3 separate regions of the Homo sapiens genome follow, and regions 2 and 3 are each linked to region 1. Evidence: chromatin loops called from intact Hi-C (ENCODE). Cell type or tissue: endothelial cell of umbilical vein. All regions are shown on one strand. Links, peaks and the distances in the headings refer to the core of each region. The heading gives the core; the rest is flanking DNA. Region 1 overlaps SMARCA5 (SNF2 related chromatin remodeling ATPase 5). Region 2 has its middle 21 kb from the start of FREM3. Region 3 overlaps LOC101927636 (a long non-coding RNA gene).

Evidence for each region. Peaks named below come from ENCODE experiments on the same cell type or tissue, not always from the same donor. Only the 100,000 strongest peaks of a DNase experiment are listed, where the experiment ranks them.
Region 2: it touches region 1 in a loop (3-fold over the local background); 1 of 110 quality-filtered maps calls a loop at or near these places.
Region 3: it touches region 1 in a loop (28-fold over the local background); 1 of 110 quality-filtered maps calls a loop at or near these places.

What each region holds. Positions count from the first base shown.
Region 1 is chr4:143,553,760-143,563,904 of GRCh38, reverse strand. SMARCA5 (SNF2 related chromatin remodeling ATPase 5) reads right to left here. Exons shown (of 24, transcript NM_003601.4): 24 at 6,419-10,145. It also overlaps the pseudogene GUSBP5. Among named protein-coding and RNA genes, the nearest start is that of SMARCA5-AS1, 44 kb to the right of the region's middle. RefSeq lists enhancers at 4,182-4,281, 4,412-4,521, 4,532-4,691. In endothelial cell of umbilical vein, for the core only: a CTCF peak has its summit at 4,865 (motif pointing left); a DNase peak (open chromatin) is centred at 4,674; H3K4me3 peaks cover 1,062 bases; H3K27ac peaks cover 430 bases.
Region 2 is chr4:143,716,662-143,726,806 of GRCh38, reverse strand. No RefSeq gene overlaps it. Among named protein-coding and RNA genes, the nearest start is that of FREM3, 21 kb to the right of the region's middle. In endothelial cell of umbilical vein, for the core only: no CTCF peak of the experiment used is centred there; a DNase peak (open chromatin) is centred at 5,286.
Region 3 is chr4:143,974,183-143,984,327 of GRCh38, reverse strand. It overlaps LOC101927636 (a long non-coding RNA gene), which reads right to left. Exons shown (of 7, transcript NR_125886.1): 6 at 4,376-4,478; 7 at 1,874-2,542. Among named protein-coding and RNA genes, the nearest start is that of GYPB, 40 kb to the left of the region's middle. In endothelial cell of umbilical vein, for the core only: no CTCF peak of the experiment used is centred there; no DNase peak of the experiment used is centred there.

The DNA.
Region 1 (10,145 bases), core at 2,985-7,984:
CTGGAAAAGTAATAAAAATACATTCACTATATTTAACCAAAAGCATAAACATTCTTTTAAAAAGTAGTACTTGTTATTCATTATGTGCCTTTTTAAACTAATTCAATTATCTTTACTGTATATGATTTTCTCTATATAGATTTCTATTCTGTATGTTACATTCTATTTTTTACTTACAAGCAAATCATTTTTTAAACTCAAATGTGTTAACTCTCTTGAAGTCATGTGCTATCAATAAATAATAAATAATATTGAGAATATTACCTTGAAAAATCAAAAAAAAAAAGAAAACAAGTTATGTTCTTCCAAGATACAATGATGAAATAAAGACTGATAAACATTTCCACTTCAAAATGGAGAAATAGGCCAAAAATAAGGGGCAACAGGCCCCACAGAAATCTGCAACCCAGTAGGGCAGACATTAAATCTTAAAGCTCCAAAATAATCTCCCATGACTCCATGTCCCACATCCAGGCCACACTGGTACGAGGGGTGTGCTCCCAAGGTCTTGGACAGTCAGACCCCTATGACTCTGCTGGGTGCAGCTCACATGGCTGCCCTCATGGGTTGGAGTCGAATGCCTGTGGCTTTTCAAGGCTGAAGGTATAAGCTGGCTCTTCCACTCTGGGATCTGGAAGGCAGTGGCCTGTTCCTACAGCTCCACTAGGCAGTGCCTCGGTGAGGACTCTCCATGGGGGGCTTCAATCTCATATTTCACCTCAGCACTGCCCTATCGAGACTTTCTACAGGGCCTCCACTCCTGCAGCAGGCTTTTTCCTGGGCACCCAGTCTTTCCACTATATCCTCTGCAATCTAGAGGAAAGTTGCCAAGGCTCCACCACTCTTGCCTTCTGCCTGCCTGCAGAACTAACACCATGTGGAAACCTACAAGGCTTATGGCTTGTGCCCTCTAGAGCAGTTGCCCAAGCAGTATCTGGGGCCCTCTGAGCTGAGGCTGGAGCCAAAGCAGCTAGGATTCGGGGAACAGTGTCCTGACTCTGTACAGGGTAATGGGGGGCCCCAGGCTTGGTTCCCAAAATCATTCTTTCCTCCTAGACCTCTGGGCTTGTGAAGGGAGAGGCTGCCTTGAAGAATTACCTTCAATAATTTATAATATAACCAGGAATCAAATTTCTTATTACCTTTCTTCATGGGTTTTCTGGCCTCTAAAATGGAAAAAAGATTAATTCTGTTCCTAGAGATATGTATCCAGCAAGAAGATCTGTTAACAAGTCAGATACCAAGCAGAGTTAACCACACAGTAGAAAAATGTGCCCGTACACGCTGTCATTGGGTGCCCACATCAACCTCTAATGTGAAATTTAAGTAATAGAAAGAGGAAAAGTATTTTTTAAATGTACCAAAACATGAAAAAGTTTTATTGACTGGCAGAGGTAAAGTTAAAGTAATAGATTTACCAGAAGGTAGAAATACTAGTTGAGGGTGTTGTTTCCCCCACCCTCCTACAAAATGCTGCTTCCACAGTTTCTCCAGAATTTGCAGTTACTTTCTGACTCCACATATTCACTACTCCCTGATTTCAGAGGAGGGTCCAAATCTCTTTATTTTCCAAATTGATCACTTTGAACCCTGACATTTTTAGGCCCCAGACCTTAACAATAAGCCTCAGTCTTCTTTACCAGCTCAATCATTTCTACCTGCCATCTTTCGTTCTTCTCAGAAAAAGCTCACTTTATGGGCTGATACCTGGAACCCTAGTGGTCATCAGAAAATGGGGTTTAATACTTGGCAGTCACATGCATGCTTGATATTTCCCAATCTCAATGCCTAGGATGGCATATCCCCTCTGTCTTGTAACCAGAAAAATGTCATTTGTCCTCAGACTAAAGAGATCATGGAGAACTGTTTCAGCAATAGATATGGAGCAAGGAAGCATTATTCTTTCCTATGCCTGCATGGAACAGCAACTGAGGTTACAAATAATACTCCCCTGTTTTCAATCTTTCGATGGCTTTCTATCACAAACTATTTTGTGGACTTAGGGAAAAATCAAAACATATTTCTTGTCTACAAGACTGTAAAAGCTCTATTTACATGATGTGGCCCTAACTAAGTCTCCATTATTATTTACCACCTCTCTCTCCCTCCCCCACTACACTCCAGCCATGGTGTCTTACTGCTGTTCTTCAAACATAACAAGCACTTTCCCATCACAGGGCTTTTGCACTTGCGGTTCCCCCACTCCTCCTAAAGATCTTCACACAGATGTTTGATGGTTAACTCTCTTACATTATTCAGTTTTTCATCCAAATGTCATTTCCCCGGAAACAACTTTGCTGACCACCTTAAGGCAACAACCCAACATCAGTATCTGCTTACTCTGTGTTGTTTGTCTTCACAGCAGTAACGACTTTCTGGATTTTTATATGTGTTTGTTTATGCATATGTGTTAGCATATAAACTCCATGAAGGCTGAGGTTTTGTCAGTTCTCTTTATTGTTTTATCTGTGGTACCTAGAATGGTGCCTGATACAGAAAGGTTCTATATAAATGTATGTTAAATGAAGGATTTGACCAAGGAGTATCATCAAATTTCCTGTTGCCTGAGCCAGTAGCTGACTTCTCTGTTGCCCCTTGCTTTCAAGCAGCTGGTTGAGTAATTGTATTATACACATTGGGTGGCCAACTGCCATTCTGAGACCTAATTTTCTAGTTCTAAAGAAACTATAAAATTGATCTGAAGAAACTACTAGAGCCAACAATAATTCAGGAATTCATCCCACCATCTGAGCACTAATTTCTTGACTTTCCTCTGAAGATAGGTGCTAGACCTTTGGCAAACAATGGCAGCAAATGACAGGAAAAGTCAAGTTAAGACCTATTTTGCCTTAGCACTGCTATATTCCTATGGTCACAAGTGTTTCATAGTATAATCACATCCTCTTGTTTAAGTGGCATAGGCTTAGGATTGTTATTTTTCTTTAGCATACACATAAACAGGGGCCAAAATTGAACTCAACTGCTGTATATTGGCTACATCAAATATTGCAGTAAGAATCTGGACTTTGGGGTTTGAATGGACAAATCTATATTATAATTTTCCTCTGATATTTTACAAATAAACTTTTCCATCAAGGAGTCTACACACACTGGTTCTACATTTTCTTTACCATCAGATCCTGTTTTGAACACTACCATGCCACTGAAGAAAACTGTTCTCTCCAAGGTCAATCTGCACTGACCTGTATCAGTCATTAAATCCAATGCCTCCTTCCAAATTTTCCACAGCAGCTTTCAAAACCTGTGACATTCTGGGTCTCCTCCCATAACTGACTCCCACTTTACAGGCAGTAAAATGTAGAAGACAATGCATGGACAATAAAGTTATACCATTCTGGATCAAGCAAATCTGTTCCAGTTTTGAATTCTCACTCAACCACCTATTGGCTACACAACTTTAAACTAGTGGGTTCACAAACCCCTAAGCTTTACTTTCCTAACCTATATAATGGAAGCAATCATATCCACCAAATGTTGTGGTTATGAAAACTAAATAATAATATTGTCTTTTGGCACACGGTTAGACATTAAATGAATGTAAGTTTTCATCTTTCTTTTGTATCCTCTATCACTTCCTTGACTATTTTGTCTTCTTTCAACAAAGTCTCTCCTGTTATTTTCATTTATTCCATTAACTATCAGTTTTTGAAGGGCTCATGTAAATATTCAGCTCCACACTTATTGAAAATTTCTTAATTACTTACAAAATTTGTAAGTCACTGATATGTGACTTACCTAATGTAATTACCCTAATGTAATGCCCCACGGGGTGGGACAGGAAGGTGGGTGTCTGCGGTGGAAGCAGGATGGTACCCACGTGGAGGTGTCGGCCATGTCGAGGATGCTCCCTGGTGGCAGGGTGGAGGAGATGAGCATGTTGCCGATGGTGATAGTGATGCGGAGGCGGGAGGGCAGGGGCCCCACCTGGAACAGGCTACTGATGTCGGTGTCAAAGGGGAGGTAGATCCCTCATGCTCTAGCGCGTCGACCCCATTCACCCACACGATGGCATAGGAGTGGGCACTGACAATCCTCAGTACCACTCTTGTGTGCAGGTCCTGGGTCCATTGCTCCAGGAAGGTCACCTCCCGTTCGTACCACATCTGGTCTACAAAATGCCGCAGCCGCCAGTCCTGGCCAACGTCGTTGAAGCTGGAGGGAACCGGTATGTCCATGGTGGAGCCCGACTCTCGCAGCAGACGCCGATACCACTACTCCTAGAAGCCAAGGCACAGTTTGTCGAAGAAGTCGGCGCGGAAGCTCCAGAGGCGGTCCAGCTTCTTCCGCTCCCGCGACGGCCTCTCTCTTGGGTACAGCATCCCGCCCTGCAGCGCCAGCGCGCAGCCCCACAACAACGGCCCGAGCGCCTACCAGGCGTCCGCCGCCCCCCGGACCATGCTTTCCGCTCCTCTGCTGGGCCGCCGTCTGCGGGCCTATCAGCAGCGCGGGAGGAGCCCTGCGGACTGGTCGCGCGCGACGTGACGCGCCAGTCGCGCAGAGGGAAAGTATTTTTTTAAAACCAAGAGATTTGAACTGACGAACAATTACAAATACCCAAAGTGATGATTTGTCCCCCTGTGTTTAAAAGTCTTGGTGCTAGACAATCAAGGATGTTTCCAACATGTACGTAGAAGACTCTGACCTTCTAGCACCACTGTTCGGGTGTTAAACCCGGCCTAGTCCTACGTGACTGCCTGCGCCTTTCTGTATTCTAGTCTTTCACTCCCAGCTGCAGCTGGTAGCCGGCAGCGTTTGACCTGCAGTGGGCAGCTCACCTTTGTTCCTAACACTGCCATCTCGCGGATGGGGTCTGCAGCCGCCAATCAGAGCGTCAAGGTGAGCCTGGGGAGACCTCTACAGGTGCCTGTGGTTTCATTGTAACTACCTAAACTATTCATTCTCTTATCAAGCACCCACCCAGTTCCAGTACTGTCCAGTTACAATAAGGAGCCCAATGATAATTTTTTTTAAAGATTAGTTCCTGCTGTGAAGAAACTAAACTCAGCGTACTCTTGAAGGAGCTCCCTCTAACTTATCTTACGACTATTAAGGGTGAGAAAAAAGCACTGTGGCGTCTGCAGCATTTAGATTGGTAGGAGTATTCTGCAAGACTTGTGCCATTACTTTTATCAAGTTGGCTCCCAGGGAAAGAGGTGGCTGGGGAGGAGGGGGAGCGCAAAAAATAGGAGGCTGGGGGAAAGCCAATACCCAGAGAAAAGACCTTTCTACAACTGGAAAGCATACTAAGAAAGCAAACCTATCCATCTACTGGGATTAAAGGGCATATAAAATGAAAAAAAAAAAAGTTACTCCTTGCAAAGCTAGGATGACCAGATGGCCCCTTGCCACCTCCCAGAAGGGAATCTGAAAGTCAGCTAATCACCAGCCTGTTTGTGAGGAAGAGCCAGTAAGAACTCCGCCTTTGCACAGCAAATCTGTATCATCTATTCTTCTTTTTCCCTCCACTCAGGATCCCTACACCCAGCCAGCATGGGCATCAAGGAAAGCAGGCTGGTAAACTTCAGGGCAGAGATCCGCTTCTGAAGGCAGCTAGTAATGTCTCACCCAGCTAAGCCTTGCTACTAGGCAACAGCACTGCCTCACTCAAGAAATTATCAATCTGCATCAGGCCAGATGCAGTGGCTCACACCTGTAATCTCAACATTTGGGAGGCGGAGGCAGGCAGATCATTTGAGGCCAGGAGTTCGAGACCAGCCTGGCCAATATGGTGAAACCCTGTCTCTACTAAAAATACAGTAATTAGCCAGGTGTGGTGCATGCCTGTAGTCCCAGCTATCCGGAAGGCTGAGCCAGGAGAATTGCTTGAACCTGGGTGGCAGAGGTTGCAGTGAGCCTAGATCGCACCACTGCACTCCAACCTGGGTGACAGAGCAAGACTCTGTCTCAAAAGTCACTAGTGTGCATGAGACACAGAAGCTTTGACAAAAATTCAAACAGCCATGGAGAAATACCGATGGTCTACAGAAGCAGTGCTTAGTCCTTGCTAGAATTCTCTAGTTTTGAAACATGGGAATAAGTAGAACTGCCAATGTGTCTGATGAGTAACTGTGGTATTTATTGCAACTGAGCTCTAGAAAGAGGCTACTGTTGTCTATGATCTGTCCTTTCCCCAACCACCCAGGCATCTCTTTGTCCACTCCAGTGATGTCTGCAGACCACCCTAATGTCACCTCAAGAGGGGTGAACCAACCTTCCACTGGCCAGCATAATAGCCTTGGAGTTTCATCTCAGATTTCATAGTGAATTCGGCTTTCAGGGCAGGATTTAGTTTGGGATGAAAAAGTGTTTCCATTAAGTATTGTATTTGAATCCTGGGTTCTTCAATGATTGAGGAAGACTAATAAAGAAAAGTTTACAAATAATCACATGAACTAAATTAGGACTTCAAAAGTTTAATGAAGTGAAATAATCTCTACTTATCTCTATTTCTTTTCCCAATTTATTCACAATCTATATACATAAAAACTCCTTTGGGTTGTCTACATCAAAAACAAGAATTTCTGTAGTAAGCAAACTATATGCATATTCTTTGTATTAATAAAATATTTTTGTCAATGTAGTGTTTACATTGTTTATATTACAAAGTTTCCAACATTAACTAAATTCTGATAAACTTTCTTCTTGTACTGGAGATACATGATATGCAACATTAAATATTGGTGTCCTAGAGATAAGAGCCACACACCTTGTATGCTGTAGAGTTAAAGGCAAGTACCTAGATCCTCAATCTTCTCATAGCCTCATTACCCCCCAAAAAAGCTGTCATTAGAGCTAGGGAATCTCTCCGGACACAAGGGAATCTGTGGTAACAAAGAATGTAGACCCATGTTGCCAGTCTTGAGTATCTCAGGTGAGGTGCCAGTCCACTTCTGAAACAATGCTTTGCCTCTTATGCCTGTGGAGAAACTATTCCACTTCTTCATTTTTTTCATTTAGAATCATATCATTTCAGTCTTTTTCTTCTTACTTCAATTTTGGTTCTTGTAGCATAGTCTTTTCTGGTAACTACTGTAAAGTTAATGCTGCAAAAGCCTATTTAATCATTCTAATAAAAACCTTAACAGATCCAAAACGATTCTGGGATGTACACAGCGAAGTTAATTCTGCAGCACTGCTCCACACCAAGAATGTATTTTGCCCATTATCTGTCATCTGAGGGATGCCCTCACCTTTGATCTTGACATCAGATTCCAACAGGCAAAGATACATTTTGGTAACAGCTATGTACATATACAAAATATGTATATATTTTGGTAACAGCTACTCCGTTAATACATGTCTTCTAGCATTCCATTCATTTGGATTTATGAGTTCATCAATCCACCTTGTGTCATTAATCTACTTTGTTTAAATTACCCTCCTTAGTACCCATTTTTTTAGCAATGTTCTACTCCAAAACTACTGGTTTGAAATATAGTAGCACATCCTTTCAAAAAGATTTGTTTTTTAGATTCAAAGGGATAGAACAAGATGAAATTTATTTTTTACTCAGAATTTTTCTGAAAAACCACAGGGGTGTTTTACAATGCTTTTTAAGATCGAGATTAAGAAAGGTACTAAGCCAAAGATCATTTATATAATCATTTATATAATTAAATCCAGATTAGTTCAAACAATCGGCATATATTAAATACTCAAAGGGCAGATGGAGCAATCCTTATCTGAAATGCCTGGAACCAGAAGTGTTTTTAGCATTTTCCAGACTTTAGAATACTTGCATTATACTTATCAGTTCAGCATCCCTAATCCAAAAATCAGAAATGCCCTAATGAGCATTCAAATTATGGAGCATTTCTGATTTTAGATTTTTTGATTAGGGATGCTCAACTTGTACTCTATGCTTAGGATTTGCTTCTCTCAACTTTATGAAAAACAAAATGTAGGCCAGGTGTGGTGTAGGCTCACAACTATGATCCCAGCACTTTGGAATGTAGGCTTACACATGTAATCCCAGCACTTTGAGAGGTTGACGCAAGAGGATTGCCTGAAGTCGGCGTTTGAGACCGGACTGGGCAACATAGCAAGGCCCTATCTCTACAAAAACTAAAAAAACTTAGCTGGGCGTGGTATCTGTAGTCCTAGCTACTTGGGAAGCTGAGGTGGGAGGATCACTTGAGCCCTGAAGTTTGAGGTTGCAGTGAGCTGTGATTGCACCACTGCACTCCAGCCTGGGTGACAGAGCAAGACCCTGTCTCTTAAAAGTAGTAATAATTACACTTTATAATAGCCTCCAGCACTTTGTCAGATGTACAATTAAGCAATCTTTCATGCTTTGTTGTTAAAAAAAAAAAAAGACATTTATTCAGTATCATGATCAGATTATTAAAACATTTAGCAATCAACAGCATGGGTACAAAACAAAACAATCTACACTGAAACCCTGTGTTGGAATGCTTTACTTTCCACAGAACAGAAACTATTATACAATTAGTCACAAATACAGTCATCAAGTTCTGTGATCGTGGTGGCTTTGGTGGCAGCCATGGTGGTGGTGATGGATATGGTGGCAGTGGGGATTGCTATAATAGATTTGGTAATGATTGAAGCAATTTTGGAGGTGGTAAAAGCTACAATGATTTTGGCAATGACAACAATCAGTCTTCAAATTTTGGACCCATGAAGGGAGGAAACTTTGGAGGCAGAAGCTCTGGGCCCTATGGTGGTAGAGGCCAATACTTTGCCAAACCACGATACCAAGGTGGCTAAGGCAGTTCCAGTAGCAGTAGTGGTTAAGGCAGTTCCAGTAGCAGTAGTAGCTGTGGCACTGACAGAAGATTTTAATTACTGCCAGGAAACAAAAGCTTAGCGGGAGAGGAAAGCCAGAGAAGTGACAGGGAAGTGACAGGTTAAAACAGATTTGTGAACTTGGCCAAACACAGTGGTGGCAGGGCCTAGCTGGTTCATGCTTTTTTTTCAAGTGAGTTTCCCTTCACACAGTTTCCATTTGAGTCCCTAAGCTCTCAGGGCTACCACTATACTTGATTCATTTTGCATTTCCACTGTGTATCTCCCTCCCAGTTTCTCCTCCTCTTGAAAACATCACTTTTGTGACCTCCGTAAGTTTTCTTCAGCCTTACATTTTTTCAATTTCTTCCAAACTGAGGTGATAACTCTTACAAATTCTTTTTCCTTTCATAAGTAACCATTCCTCATGCATGTATTAGACCTTTAACTGTTAAGAATCTAACATAGTATTTAAAAAGTTAATTTTGAGGTAGCACTAAATTCAAATTACTTTACAATTTGCCATAAATACTGCGTTTTGCTTGACATTAACAGCAGCAATTCCACATTTCAAGAAATTAAGCAGTATTAGTAATACTGCAGGTATCAAAATTTTTTTTTTAAATCTTCAATTACATGTGGGCAGATGAAAACAACTACTAATAGAAATTTAAGGGAAAGATATCCAATTAAGGGAAATGTGTCCTAAAGGAAAAAGTGAATAAAAATTGAGAAAACAATTAAAGAAATGGAAAGAAAAGACCACTTTACGGATTATAAAAGTTATATTTATTCACGATGCTACATTTATTGCATTCCCTTAGAAAAATGGAGAACTGTTTATGTACCCAATCTGCACATATAAAATTTTATACAAATTATGTGTAGCACATAAAGGCCTCTGGTACAGCTAAAATCCTGACACTATAATTTGGGTATTCCTGCTTTAGGGTCTCCAGTTTATCAGGTCTGTCCATAGAAAACAGAAACTGGAATTATAGTCAGTCTTGCTAACACTTAGAAACTACTTTAAAATACAATAAAATTTTCATTTACCCTAAAAGTCCAAATGGGAGGGGATATATTTTGTTACCAATTTCAATGTAACAGTATGACAAATTCACACCTCATTTTGGCTGGGCTTTCAAAATTAAAAAAAAAAAATCACCTTAGTTCTGACATTATCTAAGTTGTGGCTGCTTCAGAAGGTCATATGACAAAATATTTACCAAATAATTAAAAATAATAATAATAATATTCCTTTTACAAAATGGTACAGTAATACCTTAAGGAACCGGAAAATACTAAATGTCTTTGGCTATACAACTAAAAGGCCATTCTTTCAAAAGAATAGGGCATATTCATTTCAGAATCAACTA
Region 2 (10,145 bases), core at 2,615-7,614, 160 kb before region 1:
GTTGAGTAATCACCTAGCAATTTCTTCTACAAATTGGACACAAAAATAAAGGAACTTTTTTGAAACGCTGTAGATTTTTATCTGTCTCTTGGGATCTAGACCTTTCATTCACTGTTGCAGCACAAATGCTCTGTATCCTCCATTCATTTCAATGACAGCCATGAAAAAGCCAATGGGAAGGCTTGTTTTTATTTTAGGGGGTGTTAAAAAATTTTTTAACATTTTTATAAAAATGTTGTGATCATTTTACTGTGTATTCCCGAAACCTAATCCCTTTCGTATTCCCACTCAGCACTCATCTCAAAGCAAGTTTCCTTACCCTTAAAATTTAAAAGTAAAGCACTGTTCATGAAACCATTGTTAAAGTGACCAGTTTTATGGTAATTCCAAATATATAAAGCTTTAAAACCCATGCCTGTGCCTGATGTGAGATAGGCATATATACATACTGCATGATGTGATAAATGCTTCAGTAGATTAATGTGCAATCCACAGTAGGGTAGAAAACGGAATGGTTAAATAAGACAAGGTGAGATGAGGAGAATTCATAGATGAGAAAAGGGCTTTAGCTAAGGTTTGAAGGATGAACATACACTCACTATGAAACAGAGAAAGAATGTGTGAGGGCATGTAGGCACAATGTAATAATAGCAAGAATGTCAGTTGGCTAAACCAATCAGTAAATGGAAGACAGTACTACCGAAGAGATAGTCAGGATGCCATGTTCTGATTCTGGAAACATATACTGAGTCTACCAAGCTGGGTTTTCTTTGTAAGTTTGGGGGGCTCCTAAAGGATATTAAGCCACATAATTGCATGAGTAATTTCCATGCAGTGGCTGGGCTGGACAGTCTGAGACTGAAGAGAGGAAGTTTGTATAGACTGTTCTTCAATTATCTAATTGAGACATCATGGTCGATTGGATTAAGGCAGTGCCAGAGAAGCAAGAGAAGAAGAAGAAATATGAGATATAGTCTACTGAATATGTAGACAGACATGATAAAGAATTGGTGGTATTAAGGAAGAGGGACTCCTAGAGAGTCCTGGGCATCTAGCTGAGATTCCTAGGGAGTGTGTACTCCAGGGAACATAATGGAGGGAGCAAATTCTCCAAGGCAGAGGGAGATGATGACTTCAGCATGGATATGTTGAATTTGAGGTTTTCATGGGATTTTCAGTCAAAGATGTCCAGTGGGACATTTATAAAAAGAATATGAAACTCAGCAAAAGCCTGACAAGGAACTTAAGGTAAGTGATAAAGTCACGGTCACTTAAGAGATTGGAAGAGATTGGAAGAGAAAGCAAACTGGGCCCATGGATGAAATTGGGAATCATCATTCTCAGTAAACTATCGCAAGAACAAAAAACCAAACACCGCATATTCTCACTCATAGGTGGGAATTGAACAATGAGATCACATGGACACAGGAAAGGGAATATCACACTCTGGGGACTGTGGTGGGGTGGGGGGAGGGGGGAGGGATAGCATTGGGAGATATACCTAATGCTAGATGACGAGTTAGTGGGTGCAGCGCACCAGCATGGCACATGTATACATATGTAACTAACCTGCACAATGTGCACATGTACCCTAAAACTTAAAGTATAATAATAAAAAAAAAAAAGAGATTGGAAGAGAAAGCAAACTGGGCCCATGAAATTGATTCCAAAGAGAATGACAGCTTAATTTAGACTACATAACATGAATAATTTCATTTATGAATCTGTTTCAATGGGTACTCACCCCCATATCACTTACAGTCTAGTGCCTGTGGGAAGGACGTGACCGAGCAATCCCTGCTTGGCAGCTTGCTGAGCAAATGCAGAAGGCAAAGGACCAAAGGAGCTCAAAGTGCTAACACAAATGACAAATGTGATGTATCAGGGGGTCTCTATGGGGAAGGAAGTAGTCAGGACAAGGTTGGTGGCTTTGAAAAAAAAGCTAAAGGAATCAAAGGACTGAGGTGAAGTTGAAATCAGACACAAGGGAAAGGAGATGAGAAAGTCGGTCATGTAAAAAACTGTGGACAAAGAGTAAAATATTAGATTTCTTTTAAACCCTTTATTGTGAGAAAAATGCACATGAAAGTTAAGATTTTTAAAATAATTATAAAATGAACCACTATGTCAAAAAATAGAAAGTGTCCAGCCCAGAAGCCCCATGTGCCCATCCTTGATCAAATCCCCTTCCCTTCTTCTTTTCTTCCTTTCTTCTTTTGATATTTCTTCTTTCACTCTGCTGACTTTTATGAAATTTTTTTTATTTTTCTTTAGTAGTTTACCACCAATATACTTTTCATAAACAATATAGTTTGATTTTGTCTATTTTAAAACTATACTATGTATATAAATAAAATCATTTTATATGTATTCTTTTATAAGTGATATTCTTTTGTTTTTTCCTTATGTTTGTTATATATAGGCACATTTTTGTAATTAACTTATTCATTTGTACTGTTGAGGACATCGGGTCATTTCCAGCTTGACTTGTTAATAGAATACTACAATGAACATATTCATTTAAGTATTCTGGTGCATTTGTGTATGGATTTCTCGAGTACACGTAACTAGTAAAGAAATTGGAAGATGGCAGAATATGTGTGTTCTAGCAGATTATGCCAAGTGATTTTACCAATTTATACTCCCACTTGCAGTGTCTAAGAATTTGTATTGCTTCACACCCTCACCAACACTTATTTTTTAAAAAGTTGTCAGACTCTTTAAATTGTTAATCTGGTTGGTGCTTAATGTATCAAAATACATATGAATTTTCCATTTCCTTATGATTAGTGATACTGAACATCTTTTTGTATGACCATTGACTATTTGAAATTAGATTCTCATAAAGTGCCTACTTGAGTCCTTTGCCCATTTTTCTATTGGAATATCTGTCTTGTCCTTGTCAATTTATAAACATTCCTTATATACTCTAAGTATATGTACAATATATATTTATGAACATACAACATAGATTGGCTATATATGTTTTATATATATCTTCATACATTCTGTGGCTTGTCTTTTCTCCCTCTCTTTATAATGGCTTATTTTCTTTCTTTCTTTTTTTTTGTTTGTGTGTGATAGTCTCACTCAGTTTCCCAGACTGGAGTGCAGTGGCACACTCATAGCTCACTGCAGCCCGGAACCCCTGGGCTCAAGCAATCTTCCCACCTCAGCTTACCGAGTAGCTGGGACTACAGGAGCACACCACCATGCCTGGCTAATTTTTTAATTTTTTTGTAGAAACGGGGTCTCACTATGTTGACCAGGCTGGTCTTCAATTCGTGGCCTCAAGCAATTCTCCTGCCTCAGCTTCCCAAAGTGCTGGGACTACAGGCAGGAGCCACCGTGCCCTGCCCTACAATGGCTTCTTATATTCACAGAGGTTCTTAATATCACTTTGCTAAAATTTGTCAGTCACTTCTTTTGCAGATAATTATTTTTGCATCTTGTCTAAGAAAACCTTGCCTACAACAGGGTCACAATTACACATTTTTATAATTTTTTACAAAAACAGTTTATGGTTTTGTCATTTCATTTATATAGCTAAATCTGGACCATTTAAGTATAAATGCTGTTTTGGGTTGAGTGCTTTGGAAGTAGTCCCTAAAATGAGGATTCTTGTGCAAGTGATTCATTAAGGACATGTTTTCAGAGAAAGCCAGTAGGAGAGTTGGAAGAAAGAAAAGTGAAAAAGCCAACCAAAGGTGTAAAGTCAGCAAAGTCCTACAGAAAGTAGCTTCAGCCTGATCTGTCAGAAAACTCTAGAGAAGTGTTTCTCAACAGGGGTGATCTTGACCCCCAGGGAACATTGGGCAATGCCTGGAGATATTGTTTGATTGTCACAATTGTGAAGGTGCTATCAGCATCTACGGGGTAGAGGTTAGAAATGCTACTAACCATGCTACAATGTATAGCCCCTCACAAGAGGAAACTATCAAGTCCAAAATGTCAATAGTGCCAAGGTCAAGAAACCTTTCTCTAGAATCTGACTTGTGTCTCAGAGCTCTCAGGTAAGAGAGCTGAGACTTAATACTCCTATACCTATCAGTCATTCACTAATGACTGCCAGTGAAGGGTTGGTGGGTGACACATTTCGAGGCATTTCTGGCTGTCTGAAGGATATGAAATAAAGTGGACTACATAGCTCAAGTCAGTCTTCTGGGGAGCAAGAGAGGAGTATGCTAAACCTGAAATATGCACAGAAATGGTAAAACAGCTATCCAAAGCATCTGAACAGAGAATGGACTTTATTTGCTATGGTCCACTCCATGAACTTCTCAAATGCACTCTATTTCAGTTTACCCAATTGCATTGTTCACAAAAAGACATAATTTCTTTTGAGAAAAATTAGAAGAGAAAGATTACTAGAACAAACTACAGTCCACACTGCTATGATTGGCTTTGAGGCAAAAATTAATTATACTACCTGCTTTGAATGGGCCCCTCAAAGTTCATGTGTTGGAAACATAATTCGCAATGCAACAGTGTGGAGAGGTGTAACTTTTCAAATATGATGAGGTCATGAGGGCTCTGCCCTCATCTCGGGAGTGGGTTAGTTATCATGGGAGTAGGTTCCTGGTAAAAGAATGAGTTCATCTCCCTCCCATTCTTTGTCTCACTCTCTCTCTCTCTCTCTCTCTCTCTCTCTCTCTGGCACTCTGACTCACTTGTTTGCTCTTGCACCTTCCACCATGGGATGATGCAGCGTGAAGTCCCTCACCAGATATGGACTCTTTGGCCTTGAACTTCTCAGCCTCTAGAACTGTAAGAAATAAATCTCTGTTCTTTATAAATTACTCAGTCTCAGGTATTTTGTTATGGCAGCACAAAATGGACTAAGACACCACCAACTCTACATTTCCTCATCATTGGGTAGACTTCTGCTGTCATCAGTTGTTCTTCTGATGGGGTGACTTTGGCCTTCATCTTTGTGGGGTTGATGGTTCTCATAGTCTCATCAGGTAGTGGTTGCCTAATTGTCCATTCACAATTAAATTTAAGTATAAGAGTACCAAGAGATGCCCCTGTGGATCCCACAAATTGCAAAATGCCAAGCAATTATTGTAACAGCAGTTATACCTCTCATGATGAGTGAAATAAATTGTCAGCACGAAGTGACCAAAATGACTAAATAATAACTGGAACTTTAGGCTTGGTAGGATTCTTATTGACTCTCCTCTCTGGGAACCAAATCTCTCCATCCATACAACCTAAAGCTATTGAAACAGAAAGCAAAAATTCCTCCAAAGGGGACACTGTGAATGATGGTGAGGTGATTCACACTTCCACCATTTGGTGGACTGTTTTCCTGTCTTGGCAGTTTCAAGGCTGTGGGGCAAAGGGAAGTCAGTTTTAGCAGCTTTCACTCAGTCTTTTACTATAATGATAACCTTTATTTTATGAGTCAATGAATCAAAATTAGAGTTCTTCCAGCTGCCAAACATGTCCATTCCATGTCCAATTGATCAGCTGAACTCTACATTCCTCTATTCGAAAAGGGAGTCATATTAGTGTCTTAGGTCCCTTGGTAGCAGTGTGAGCTCAGACCCTGATCTGACCCTAATCCAGCAACTCTCAGAACATCTAGTGCCCAGTTGGTGCACAGTTGCTGGAAAAGAGACCATAGATCCCTTTGGGGGAAATACTAGGGGAACTGCTCTTCTACATATTTGCTGTGATATTGTAGCATCCTTCTTCCAGGGGATGCAGCCACTCATTCAATGAACTTCATGTCTGATAACTGGCTCATTTATTAAAACCCACTAGGGTAGCTGACATTTTGCTTACATTCATCCATTCTGTTATCTTTGATTATATATAGTAAATAATACCTTTTCCAAATGCCCCTAGGATATTATGCTCTATTAGCAATTAACATGTATTTCTACAGGTCAGAGCTCCCGGGCTCCCATTCTGACTCAAGCCATCCAACACTTAGTTCCATTTTGCCTCTGATGATTCAGTGTTATCATTTGCCCTCTTCTTCTCTGAAATCCTATCATTTTTGATACACTAAAAAACATTCAAATTCCATAACAGAAAATCCTACTAACAGCCATAACCTACAAAGGACAACTATTTCTGAGTTTCTAAATGATGCCAGGGATCTAAATGTTACCAGAAAATTTCTTAACATCTTAGTGAAGAGAGTGTCTTCTGGACCACTCTGAAGAATGTAGTCATCTGATAGATTCTCAGGTCTTATAGAAAAGATTCAGTCAAACATTTCTATTTCTATAAGCCTTTTTTTGCCCTCTCTCAATTCTTAGCCAAGGGAATTATGGCAGCTCCACTTCACCTAACATGGGCTGTCTTTTCTTCCAAGTTTAGGAACCATCCTAGCAGTATATGAATGTCTCTAGATGCCCTTGCCAGAGCATTCCATCCTAAATTATTGGACAGTGGCCTGCATTAATAAATTGATCCCTGTTCAGCCTTACATTATGTCTCCATGCCCCAGTCCAGCACCCTCAAGATCTATTTTCAGGCATGTTCTTCAGTGTTTTCCAGTATATGTCAGTCAGGTCACAGATCTTCTGTGGGTCATTCCTTTCTCCCTTGGCATTGCAGTCACTTTCCTAGGAGAGCCATGCTGATACTTGACTCTAGTTACTGGTCTGGAAGTCAGGAGGATAGGTAGGAGGACGAATCTTGAGAAGGACAAATATTATCTTATGAGACAGCTACCTCAGTTGAGACTTGGTTGCTATCCTCTAGCAAAAGATGCAGGTGGCTTCTGCAGGCCCAGAGGATTTGGGGGAATCTTTTCTCCCCCACATCTACCCTGATGCTCCTATCCCAGGTCTCACGGTCCCAACACTTCCTTATTGGGATCCTACTTGGGCTTAGCAGACTTATCAAAGGTCCCAGTTCAACCTCCTCAATTCCCCTTTTCTAAAATTCAGATCCTAGACCAGAGTTTATAAGAGACTTAAAAGGCATAACAATCAAACACAATGATTAGTTCTTGATTGGATTCCAAACAAAACAGTTACAAAAGACATTTTGAAAAAATTGGAAAAATATAAATAAAGACTGCATTCAATGGCATTATAGGGTTTTTGGTTTTGTTTACTGTTTTTTTGTTTGTTGGGGGTTTTGGTGCAGTGGTGGTGGTGGTGGTGTAATTGTGAAAGAAGGAGTCTTTACTTCGGGAAATGCAGGCTGTGATATGTGAACATAAAGTGAGGTGATATTATATGGTTTCCTCAGAATACTTCAGCAAATATGGCAAAACATTAATAATTGTGATATCCAAGTGTTGCAGATATCAGTGTTCATTATACTGTTCTCTCTACATTTCTGCATGCTTGAAAGTTTTCATGACAAAAAGTAAGTGAGAGATATTTTTATAAGAAAGAAAGGTTTAGCGTGATGCCTCCAGCTTTGTTCTTTTGGCTTAGGATTGACTTGGCGATGCGGGCTCTTTTTTGGTTCCATATGAACTTTAAAGTAGTTTTTTCCAATTCTGTGAAGAAAGTCATTGGTAGCTTGATGGGGATGGCATTGAATCTATAAATTACCTTGGGCAGTATGGCCATTTTCACGATATTGATTCTTCCTACCCATGAGCATGGAATGTTCTTCCATTTGTTTGTATCCTCTTTTATTTCATTGAGCAGTGGTTTGTAGTTCTCCTTGAAGAGATCCTTCACATCCCTTGTAAGTTGGATTCCTACGTATTTTATTCTCTTTGAAGCAATTGTGAATGGGAGTTCACTCATGATTTGGCTCTCTGTTTGTCTGTTATTGTTGTATAAGAATGCTTGTGATTTTTGTACATTGATTTTGTATCCTGAGACTTTGCTGAAGTTGCTTATCAGCTTAAGCAGATTCTGGGCTGAGACAATGGGGTTTTCTAGATATACAATCATGTCTGCTGCAAACAGGGACAATCTGACTTCCTCTTTTCCTAATTGAATACCCTTTATTTCCTTCTCCTGCCTAATTGCCCTGGCCAGAACTTCCAACACTATGTTGAATAGGAGTGGTGAGAGAGGGCATCCCTGTCTTGTGCCAGTTTTCAAAGGGAATGCTTCCAGTTTTTGCCCATTCAGTATGATATTGGCTGTGGGTTTGTCATAGACAGCTCTTATTATTTTGAGATATGTCCCATCAATATCTAATTTATTGAGAGTTTTTAGCATGAAGCGTTGTTGAATTTTGTCAAAGGCCTTTTCTGCATCTATTGAGATAATCATGTGGTTTTTGTCTTTGATTCTGTTTATATGCTGGATCACGTTTATTGATTTGCGTATATTGAACCAGCCTTGCATCCCAGGGATGAAGCCCACTTGATCATGGTGGATAAGCTTTTTGATGTGCTGCTGGATTCTGTTTGCCAGTATTTTATTGAGGATTTTTGCATCGATGTTCATCAAGGATATTGATCTAAAATTCTCTTTTTTGGTTGTGTCTCTGCCAGGCTTTGGTATCAGGATGATGCTGGCCTCAAAAAATGAGTTAGGGAGGATTCCCTCTTTTTCTATTGATTGGAATAGTTTCAGAAGGAATGTACCAGTTCCTCCTTGTACCTCTGGTAGAATTCGGCTGTGAATCCATCTGGTCCTGGACTCTTTTTGGTTGTTAAGCTGTTGATTATTGCCACAATTTCAGATCCTGTTATTGGTCTATTCAGAGATTCAACTTCTTCCTGGTTTAGTCTTGGGAGAGTATATGTGTCGAGGAATTTATCCATTTCTTCTAGATTTTCTAGTTTATTTGCGTAGAGGTGTTTGTAGTATTCTCTGATGGTAGTTTGTATTTCTGTGGGATCGGTGGTGATATCCCCTTTATCATTTTTTATTGCGTGTATTTGATTCTTCTCTCTTTCTTTCTTTGTTAGTCTTGCTAGCGGTCTCCTACCTGACTTCAAACTATACTACAAGGCTACAGTAACCAAAACAGCATGGTCCTGGTACCAAAACAGAGATATAGATCAATGGAACAGAACAGAGCCCTCAGAAATAACGCCGCATATCTACAACTATCTGATCTTTGACAAACCTGAGAAAAACAAGCAATGGGGAAAGGATTCCCTATTTAATAAATGGAGCTGGGAAAACTGGCTAGCCATATGTAGACAGGTGAAACTGGATCCCTTCCTTACACCTTATACAAAAATTAATTCAAGATGGATTAAAGACTTAAACGTTAGACCTAAAACCATAAAAACCCTAGAAGAAAACCTAGGCAATACCATTCAGGACATAGGCATGGGCAAGGACTTCATGTCTAAAACACCAAAAGCAATGGCAACAAAAGCCAAAATTGACAAATGGGATCTAATTAAACTAAAGAGCCTCTGCACAGAAAAAGAAACTACCATCAGAGTGAACAGGCAACCTACAAAATGGGAGAAAATTTTTGCAACCTACTCATCTGACAAAGGGCTAATATCCAGAATCTACAATGAACTCAAACAAATTTACAAGAAAAAAACAAACAACCCCATCAAAAAGTGGGCAAAGGATATGAACAGACACTTCTCAAAAGAAGACATTTATGCAGCCAAAAGACACATGAAAAAATGCTCATCATCACTGGCCATCAGAGAAATGCAAATCAAAACCACAATGAGATACCGTCTCACACCAGTTAGAATGGCAATCATTAAAAAGTCAGGAAACAACAGGTGCTGGAGAGGATGTGGAGAAATAGGAATACTTTTACACTGTTGGTGGGACTGTAAACTAGTTCAACCATTGTGGAAGTCAGTGTGGCGATTCCTCAGGGATCTAGAACTAGAAATACCATTTGACCCAGCCATCCCATTACTGGGTATATACCCAAAGGGCTATAAATCATGCTGCTATAAAGACACATGCACACATATGTTTATTGAGGCACTATTCACAATAGCAAAGACTTGGAACCAACCTAAATGTCCAACAATGATAGACTGGATTAAGAAAATGTGACACATATACACCATGGAATACTATGCAGCCATAAAAAATGATGAGTTCATGTCCATTGTAGGGACATGGATAAAGCTGGAAATCATCATTCTCAGTAAACTATCGCAAGAACAAAAAACCAAACACCGCATGTTCTCACTCATAGATGGGAACTGAACAATGAGAACACATGGACACAGGAAAGGGAACATCACACTCTGGGGACTGTTGTGGGGTGGGGGG
Region 3 (10,145 bases), core at 1,861-6,860, 420 kb before region 1:
TTAACTAATTAGCTAATTAATTCTCTAGTAAGATCTGATGAAAGATTTACATCAGTTCCTAAAGCAAAGCTTGCAATTACATGGTAAAAATGACATTATTGTTGTTATTACTATTATCACTACTACCATGATAAGCACAACTGGAAAAGCAGTAGATGAGCATAGACATTACTCATATAGATAATCCATATGAAAAAATCCAAAGAAGTTCAAAAGTATCTTCCTCAGAAATATTCTCCCCCAGATATCTATCTACTTGCTATCCCCCAGATTTCATGAGGTTCCTCCCTCATGTCCTTCACATTTACTCCCAAATTGTTTTCAGAGAGGCTCCCTTCATTATCCTTTAAAAAAAGCAATCTCACCTCCTGTCTCCCAGACACACACACACACACACACACACACACACACACACACCTGTAATGAACACAGTGCTACTGGCTGGAAGCTCACTACTGTCAGCCCTCTCTGGGAATTGCCCTCAGCAGAGGAAAGTCATGTCACCAAGGTCACAGTCCCCTTCCCAAAGGACAACTTGCATCCAATTTCTGGTCATTGCAGGAATATAAAGGCCTGGCCTCCATACCCCAAGTCAAGGCAATCGGAAGGCCCATCCCTGCTTTCCAGTTCCCCATGGAGTCGGCAGAGGCCCAACTGTGCCTGCTTTGGAACCCATCTTCTCTCTCTACCCAACCCTACTTCCTTCCTCAGAAGACTTTGAATGAACTTCCTGACTTCAATCTCCATCTCAGATTCTGCTGCCTGCACATCTGACCTACAGAACTTTTCCTTTATTCTGCTTTATTTTTTCTCCATAGCACTTACTACATTTATTGCTCTATCACATACTCATATATCACATATTCATTACTGACCTATTATATATTCATTTTCTACTGTATTATTGGCCCTCTCCCTCCTCCCATTAGATTGTAAGCTCCGGTGGGGCAGGAATTTTGTTTTACTTGCTGCTGTAACCACAGGACTTGGAACACTGAAAGCACTATATAGATTTTCATGACAAATATCAAATAAATGAAAGTTGGGACTTGCAAACATATAGCCTGTTTACATTGCTGTTCCTGAACCCCAGGTTTTACTGTCTGCCAAAAATCCAGAGTACCCTACATTGGTATCCATTAATTAAGATCAGACCAGAAATTAAGAATATTTAAAGGGATTTGCACCAGCACAATTAGGACTATAGCAGCAAGAGTTAACATTTTCAGCGGAACAACTTTTGTCACATTTCTTTAATTTATATAACTTCGATTATAATAGTCATCTTCAGAATAATGATGGCTAGCATTAGCATAAAGTGCTCTGGGTCACAAAGCTTTGCACATATTATTTCATTTAGTTTGATGCTGATGAAACCATGTAAAGGACATAGAATTGTTATGCTAGTTTCACTAATGAGGAGACTAAAGCTCTGAGAGCTTCAATGACTTTTTCAATGACACACCTGATAAATGAGTTCCATCCAGGTCTACTGACTCCAAATCCACTGTTCTATCTCTCAGTACATCACCCTAATAATTCCCTGGAGAGTGACTCCACAAAACTAAAGCTCTTCTACAATACCGATCAGAAAAGCAAAATGGGGCACCTCAGCAACCCAACTAAAAGACATCCTGTATGTAGCTTATTTAAATTTATTCCAAATAATATATTTACTTATGCAACATTCATGAGAATTCTGAGTTGTTTTGGTTTCATTTGTGGGGTTTTTTGCATATATATTTGCAACTGAGAATGAATACCATAGATCAGGACACTTCTTATCTGTTACTTATATAATATCTCTGAACATTCATCGACTCTTTGCTGTTCTGTTAAAGATGTATACTTACTCACCTATGAAAATAGTTACTTTTGATTTTTTCAATGACTTTTATTCTCTCTTTTTTATATTTCAAAGGTAAAAATTGTAAAAATTCATATAAACAAAGAAAATGACATATAGCATTCTCACAAAGACATCACATTATCACATTGTATTTGCATATATTCTTCCAATACTCTCTCCCTCTCTTTCTCTCAATATAATACATATTGTTTTATAAATTTATTTTTTTGAATTATTTTATGTTCTGATGGTATATAAATGCTATCTTCTCATTTGGACATCTAGAAATCGATTAGAATTTTTAAAAAATTTTAAGTAACTTCTCGTCAACAATATAATTACATTGTACGTACACAATGTGATTGTCTTCACCAAATAAATAAATAAAAACCTAAGGCTTACACATTAAAAATAAAAATAAAGGAAATTATATGCTTACCCCTTTTGCGTACCTGATTTCTGTTTACTAGGGCCCAAGAGAAGGTCCAAAACATTCATGTCTTGTGATGGCCTGTCTTAGTCTTACTGGGCTGCCATAATAAACAGATACCACAGACCTGTGTGGGTTTAACAACAGAAATTTATGTCTTCACAGTTTTAGAGGCTGGGAAGTCCAAGATCAAAGTCCAGCAGGGTTTGGTTCTGGTGAGGACTCTCTTCCTGGCTTGTAGACAGCCATCTTCTCGCTGTGTCCTTGCATGGTAGAAAGAGAGGGGGTAAGCTCTCTGGTGTCTCTTCTTATAATGACATTATCCTGTTGGATCAGGTCTCTACCCTTATCACCTCTTTTAACTTCAGTTACTTCCTTAGAGGCTACATCTCCAAATACAGCCACATCATGGGGTAGGGCTTCAATATATACATTTTGTGGGGAGCCACAGACACTTAGTCCACAACAAGGCCCAAGCCTAAAAATAAGAATAGGTCTAAATAATATGCTCTCAAGGAAGGATCTTGGGGACAACCGAATGTACAGAGTTTAGTACCCCAAATCCATGCTAGGCAAGGCATGCTACTATCCAGATAGCAGCTAAGGTGTGACACAGGTTCACACAGTATAGTCAACTTAGCTGCTACTAGTATTATTGCTATTAGTGAGTCACTTTATTGCTTAAGTCTCAAATTTCTTATCTGAAAAATAGGAATAATATGTTCCTCAAAGGACTAGTGTGAGGATTAAATGAAGTTACGAGTGCCAACTCTAGAGCTTACACATAAGCCTAATAAATGTTAGTAGAAATGAAGAATGACAAACTGTTCCAGATCACCCCAAAGGATATCCAGCTGTTTCCAGATTGCTAAGTCCGTAAAGGTATGCTCCCAGAGTTCTAACCCAGTACCAAGGAAAGATCTGGATTTACTCAATAAACCATGAGCATATATTCAACGCACACTTCCTCTCTGCCAGGCTCTGCACCAGGTAATATACTTTCTTAGGTAGTAATTATCAGATTTAAAGTGCTAATTATAGTTAACATATAATTAGACAAGCACACTAGAGGGCAGTGTCTGTTGGTAATGGTCAGTCTTTTAGGACCTTAGAGCTGCAGGTCAGGGTTCTAAGAAGTGAATCACTCTCTTTGATAATTATCAAACCTAACAACGACCATACCTCCTAAGCACATCTCAGTACTAAAGTTCATTGACTGTCAGACTTTTCTCAGTGTTTGCTCAGACAAAAGGAAGACGAGCTTTGAAAGCTGTGATGGGACTTGAGACACTCCTTTATATGCTAGCAGCATATAAACAAAATCACAAAAAATCTTGGCTTTCCACTGACCATCATCCCAGGTAACAGACCCTAAGCTAGGTTCATCACTTAGGCTATATCATTCAAATAACATAACTCAGTGAGGCTGGTACTTTCATTATCCCCATTCTTAAGATGACAAATAATTAAAATAAAATAAAAGAAGATGTGGCTTTAAAAGTAACCTGGCCAGGTCAAAAGCCAAGAGCTGAGAAAAGTTCCAAACACAAATTTTTCTAACTCAAAAGCCCATGCATGAGTTTACAACATGTCCAGGAGGGGCAACCTGAAATTAAGAAAGGCTGGTAATTTAGAATTCTGAATTGCAGGCAAAGGCCTCTTCTTTCATGTAACTTTCAGTAAAGACTGAGAGCTAGGATATAATGGACTATTCCAACTTGGTATCAGAGCTCTCAAAGGAAATGACATAAAACAGCTATTACAAGGCCAAATGTAAAAGAAAAATACGAAGAATTGACTTTTCAGAGCTATTCATTCTCACTCAGAGATGGAGTTGATATTAAACCCTTATTTATACTGGGTATGGAATCATACACATTGTTGAGATCTGGGTCTGATTACACCTATGGCACTGTGCAGTATATTTCAGTGTAAACAGAGTAAGTCTGAGTTTGATTTAGAGAAAAACAAAAAATACGCTAAAAAAATAAAAACTACATGTGAGGGGGAAATACCTCTCCTTTGGCCCCTTTGCTCCTGATCGGTGAGCATTTTTGCATTTTTCAAAGACATCAAAGGGTTGCTACAAGGCTTACCTTGCTCACAGGACTTTGGATGTATCTTCTAGTGCTGCTGAGAAGATGTGTCATGACAAGGCACATCCACCGTGGTGTGGTGTGTCAAACTTGAATCACTGGACTTGAGAAAAGAAGGCAGAGTTTGTGTTCTGTGCTGAAGATAGCCCATGTATTTCTCTTAGGGAGGAAAAAGTTTTCGAGGTTAAAAAAATTGAGAAAGTGGGTAAAGAAAAAAATAGGCTTTTAAAAAATATATAAACATCTGTAAAAATCCTATCTTAAAATATCAGTAATACAAGTAAATTAATGTACTAGTAGCAAGATTACCAATCTAATGCAAAGTCTATTCATTGCTCTTCATATGCCTATTCTATTCCACAAAGTTTTTGCAAGGTGGAATGACATGAAGAATATTGCTTGGAAAAATAGATGATCTAACTATAAGCATTTCTCAAGTATTCCTCTGCTGTCAGAATTTATAATGAATCTGCTTACTACCCTGGCCTCAGCCAAATTAATGCATAATTGCCTTTCTCCTTCCGGTGAGTCTCACAGATTACTACACCTTTTTTACCCAAGAAGTCCTATCCTATTGTATCCTATTGTATCTGCCTGAAGCAACTAGATTCAGCTCCATCAAAGGTATACCTTTCAAGAAAATACTCTTAAAAGTGAATTGTTTTAAAGATAAAAATGTATGCATTTTCTTTTTCTTCTGATCTTCTACCTTATGGTCTTCAGGTCCATTATAATATAGGTTTTAGGGTAATGAGTACATTACACCAATAGATTTGCTCACATATTTAAAGAAAAAGCATAGCCTAAACATGCATAATATTAAAAGAAACAAAGTAAAGACAGGCTATAAAAGTAAACAGGTCAGAATAAATTTTATGCATAACTACAGAAGCCACCAGCAGAGGATGCAGTCAAAGCCCTATCCTCGCTTGTCTCTGGTAACTGCTTCCCAGTCATGTCTTATCACTACCTTGTACTCGATGTAGCACAGCAAAGCAGCATTTGTCACTGACACAAGTGTATTCCAGGGCATCTAGAAAAAGGGATATGGAATTAGCTCTTTCTTCAGCAGTCATAGGTCTGAGTCTCTCTGCCTACCACTTTTCATCTATTTTACTGAAATTCAGTTTTCTGAGCAATTAAATTCTGGCTGAGAGAAATGTTTCTGCAATCCTTTTCAATATACTCACTTTCCAATGTAATCCCAAACTCTGACTGGGTTCCACATTATAAACCTAATTCCTTAAGATTTATAGTATCTTAAACTTTCTTTAATTAGACTTCCAAGTTGTAAAGGACTGAGATAATTACATTTGGAATGTTTATAACTCTCATAACTATGTGCAAAGAGATACTCTGTTATCAAAAAATGGCTAGATTAATGCCCAGTAGCTGTCAACTCATCTTTTGGGGGGTGGGGCAGCAATGCACCATACTAGTTAATTTTGAGTGGCAAGAAAATTTATTTCTTCTGAATGATTTACCAGGAATAACAGTAACACAAAAATAAAAAGGCTATACAAGTGCCAAGTAATTAAGCATGGTAATGGAATTACATCAGGCTGCCATGTGGGGTCTAGGCTTCAGCACAAGAATAGAAAATTGATTTATACTATCTAGGTGATCATGTCTTTACTTTACATATCTTCTGTTACCAATTTATAATACTTTAGTCTGCTTTTTTCCTAATATTATGCCAGCTAGAAGGCATTTGCTTTAACTTCTGTATTTGTAGTCTGTAAATGTACAGAAACTTTCTTGTCTTTCAGAGATACGTAGATAATATAAAGGATTAACTTTTCTCTACCCTGTACAAGTACTTATGTATTTGATTGATAAGTGTTTAAATTGAAAATCAGAAAATCAAGTTCTATTATCTGCCAATATTCTAAACAGAAGTTATAAAATATATTATTATGGGGATAAAAAATAGAATAGGGACCCAGTTTATAAAAGAACAGTGATTTACTATATCTCTGTTTATACATATTTTGAAGAACAGTGATTTACTATATTACTATTCATATTTAGTGTATCACTGTTCTACATACATATATATATATATCTCCTTCATGCCCTTTAGGACACTAGTACATTTGTGAGTAGAAACTTGGAAACAGAAATGATTTAAGGAAATCAGTTCTCTAGAACACACATCTCTTAAAAAGGCAATAATATCTTGGTGTCCAAGTGGCCCCAATTTAAAAATAATAGTTACTTACATGTTTTGTATTCTAATGGGTCTGCTACTCTTCCATTCTCCCACCTACCTTATCCCACAAAAGAATAGTCCATAGAGAGGTATTATGAATATGGGGGATATTTTTTCTCTTTTAATTTTTATGTTGTCTTCTAAATAAAAGGCATAAAGATTTATGTAAAATGGTAGGTGTAAACAGAATATAAAGTCAGCTCAACTGTAAGTATTAGAAGCTTCAGGATATTATTTTTCTAATTTTGAAGTTCAGAAATGTAGCAACAAAACCTCACTTGCAAGAACAGATGATCAAGTTTCAACAGATCATAGATCAGATCAAGTGAGAAAAAACATAAGATGACAACGATATCTCTATTTCCTATTCTAGAGAAATAAAGCTGAGATTTGGTCCTTAAAATCATGAAACTAAATTACAAAAATACATCTTCTCCTTTCTTCTGGTTTATTTTTCACAGGAGGGAAAAAAAGCCCTCGACTGGGAGGAATTTCTAGTGCAGAATCTGGAACCCCAGCAAGTTCTGATAGTTTCATGTGACATGATAGCATGTCACATCGTCAGGCACTCAGTGTGTTCTCGGCTTATTCACTTAGAAACCGGAGTCTGTACCAATCAAGATGTATTTCCAGCTAACCTAGGGGTTACCTTGAGTTGTTGACTGCCTGCAGCAAGAATGACAAAAACTTTTTCCAGTATTTTACAAGTATAATGTTAGACAACGTCATTTTTAAGGCAAGAACTAAATTGGAAAACTTAGCAATACACTAGAAAAAGAACGAGTTAAGAAAAAACAGAAATATGCCCTGTTAGGGTTAAGAAAACTGGCTCATATTATCCTGAATAAGATAAAGCTAATGGAAAAGTGTAAATTAGTCCAGTTAACCCTATGCTCTAGGCAAAAACAAAACAAAAACCTCTGTAAAGAGAAAACTCAGAATGTATTTCTCAAAATCCATTTGGCTCATAATGAATTTTTTCTCTTTTTATAGTAAACCAAGGAATTGTTCTAACTCAGTGAAAACTCAAAAAATAAGCTAAGAGAACAATCACACATACAAAATATTTGAATGTTAAATACATGGTGAAGATGTTTGACTTCATTTGAAGTGAGTCAAAACCTTCTTGAGAGGCAGATAACAATATGTCTTAAGACCCACTAGACTCAGTAAGTCCAGCTTTGAAATTTAAGAATGTGCACCAAGATTTAGCAAAAATTAGACGCTACCACAGTGTCCAAATAAATAAATAGAAACTTATTGAGTTCTGAAATATCCATAAAATGAAACACTCTGAAACTATTAAAAAATCATGTGAGAGAAGTTTATTGTAAAAGAAAGATATTCAAGATTAAAATAGAAATTTGACCCAACTATTTTATGTGTAATTTTTGGGTATGGCCATTTTTTTCCCAGCTTAACTGAGGGAAAATTGAAACACAAAACTCTGTATTTAAGGTGTACAACAAGGGTGTCCAATCTTCTGGCTTCCCTGGGCCACACAGGAAGAACTGTTTTGGACCACACATAAAATACACTAACACTAATGACAGCTGATGAGCTTAAAACAAAAACTGCAAAATAATCTCATAATGTTTAAAGAAAGTTTACAAACTTTCTTTGAATGTGTTGAGCCACAGTCAAAGCCTTCCTGGGCTTCATGCAGCTCATGGGCCGTGGGTTAGACAAGTTTTGTGTACAATGGGATGCTGTAACCCAGAACTGCCATTTCCCTAAGAGAAAGAGAACGAGTTATTTTTTAAATTTTTTTTTTGTTTTTTTCTCTTTCTTCCTCTGCCCCGTTCCCCACTTCCTACTTAACTCTTTAGAAATGCAATTAGAACCTCTACCTTCCCTTCACCAGACACTCCCTACAGGACAAGCTCATCTAACTGTGTGCATACCTAGAAGCCCCAGAGCCAGAAATCTCTCCCACCAGAAGATTGCCTCTAGAGACAAGAGTCAATTTACAACCTAAAGTTTGCCCACAGGAAACTCTATCCCATCTGGAGAGTATCTCCAGACCACAGCCACCTTACAGTCTAGCACTAGCTCAACCACTGGGTAGATAAGGCAACAAACCAAGTCACCTAGACCCCCAACTGCTCCTTCCCTGCCTGTCATTCATGCCAAGTTCCCCTTTAAAAGCTCTGGCTTTCTGCCCCAAAAGTGAAGCAGTGCCTTTAAAGGCAAGAGCCTGGACTTCTTTCCACAAGCTAAGCTTTGGATTAAAAAGTCACTTTCTTTATATCAGACCTCACTCTTGTAAACTGGACTCGGCAAGCATCGAGTGACTGAATCTGCAATTGAGTTACAATGCTTTGATATACGTAAATATTGTGAAGTGATATCAAGTTAGTCAACACCTCCATCACTTCACATAGTTACCTGGGCGTGTAGTGAGAACTTTTAAGGCCTGCTCTTTTAGCAGATTTCAAGGATACAATACAGAGAGTTCTCTACTTAAAATTTTTCAATTTTAAGATTGTGTAAAAGTCAGTCAGTAGAAACTGCATTTTAAGTACTCATATAACCATTCTGTTTTTCACTTTCAGTACAGTATTCAATAAATTACATGAGATATTCAGCACTTTATTACTAAATAGGCTTTGTGTTAGGTGATTTTGCCCAAGTACGCCAATATAAGCGTTCTGAGCTTATTTAAAGTAGGCTAGGCTAACCTATGATATTCTGTAGCCTAGGCGTATTAAATACATTTGTAAGTTACAACAAGCTTGTCAAAACCATGGCCCATGGGCAACATGCAGCCCAGTATGGCTTTGAATGAGGCCCAACACAAATTTGTAAATTTTCTTAAAACATTATGAGATTCTTTTGTGTGATTTTTCTTAGCTCATCAGCTTTCGTTAGTGCTAGTGTATTTTATGTGTGACCCAAGACAATCCTTCCAGCGTGGCCCAGGGAAGCCAAAAGATGGGACACCCCTGAGTTACAATATTTTCAGCTTACGTTGAGTCTGTTGGAACATAACTCCATTGTAAGTCAAGGAACATCTGTACAGTATTATTAACTATTGTCATCATGCTGCATATTAGATTCCCAGAACTTACTCATCTTGTAAGTGAAAGTTTGTACTCTTTGACCAACATGATTTGGGTGACATTACATGGCCCTAAAGAAATAATTTTAATTTCATCTTTGTAAAAAGTCAGTCATATATATAACCAAAATTTTACCTCATCCCTGGCATTCACCCCTGGAGCCTACAGAGTAAGCAATGTGGTGGGCAGAAGTAAGTCCAGACAATACAGTAAGGGAGTCTGCAATATAAAGCTAGAGTGACAAAGTACATGAGGTTTTAAATGCACACAGCATCAGAATAGGTGTGTGTATACTCATTCAATTTATTAAGAAAGAAAAAGTATCAAATAGCTAAAAAACATATTTCACATTAAAACTGCATATTCGTACAAATGGTGAAACCCTTATCTCTGCATACCAGTCACATAGAAATAAGAGAATGAAGCCAGTATCACCCTAATCGCCAAACCAGGAAAGGACATAACAAAAAAAGAAAACTACAGACCAATATCCCCA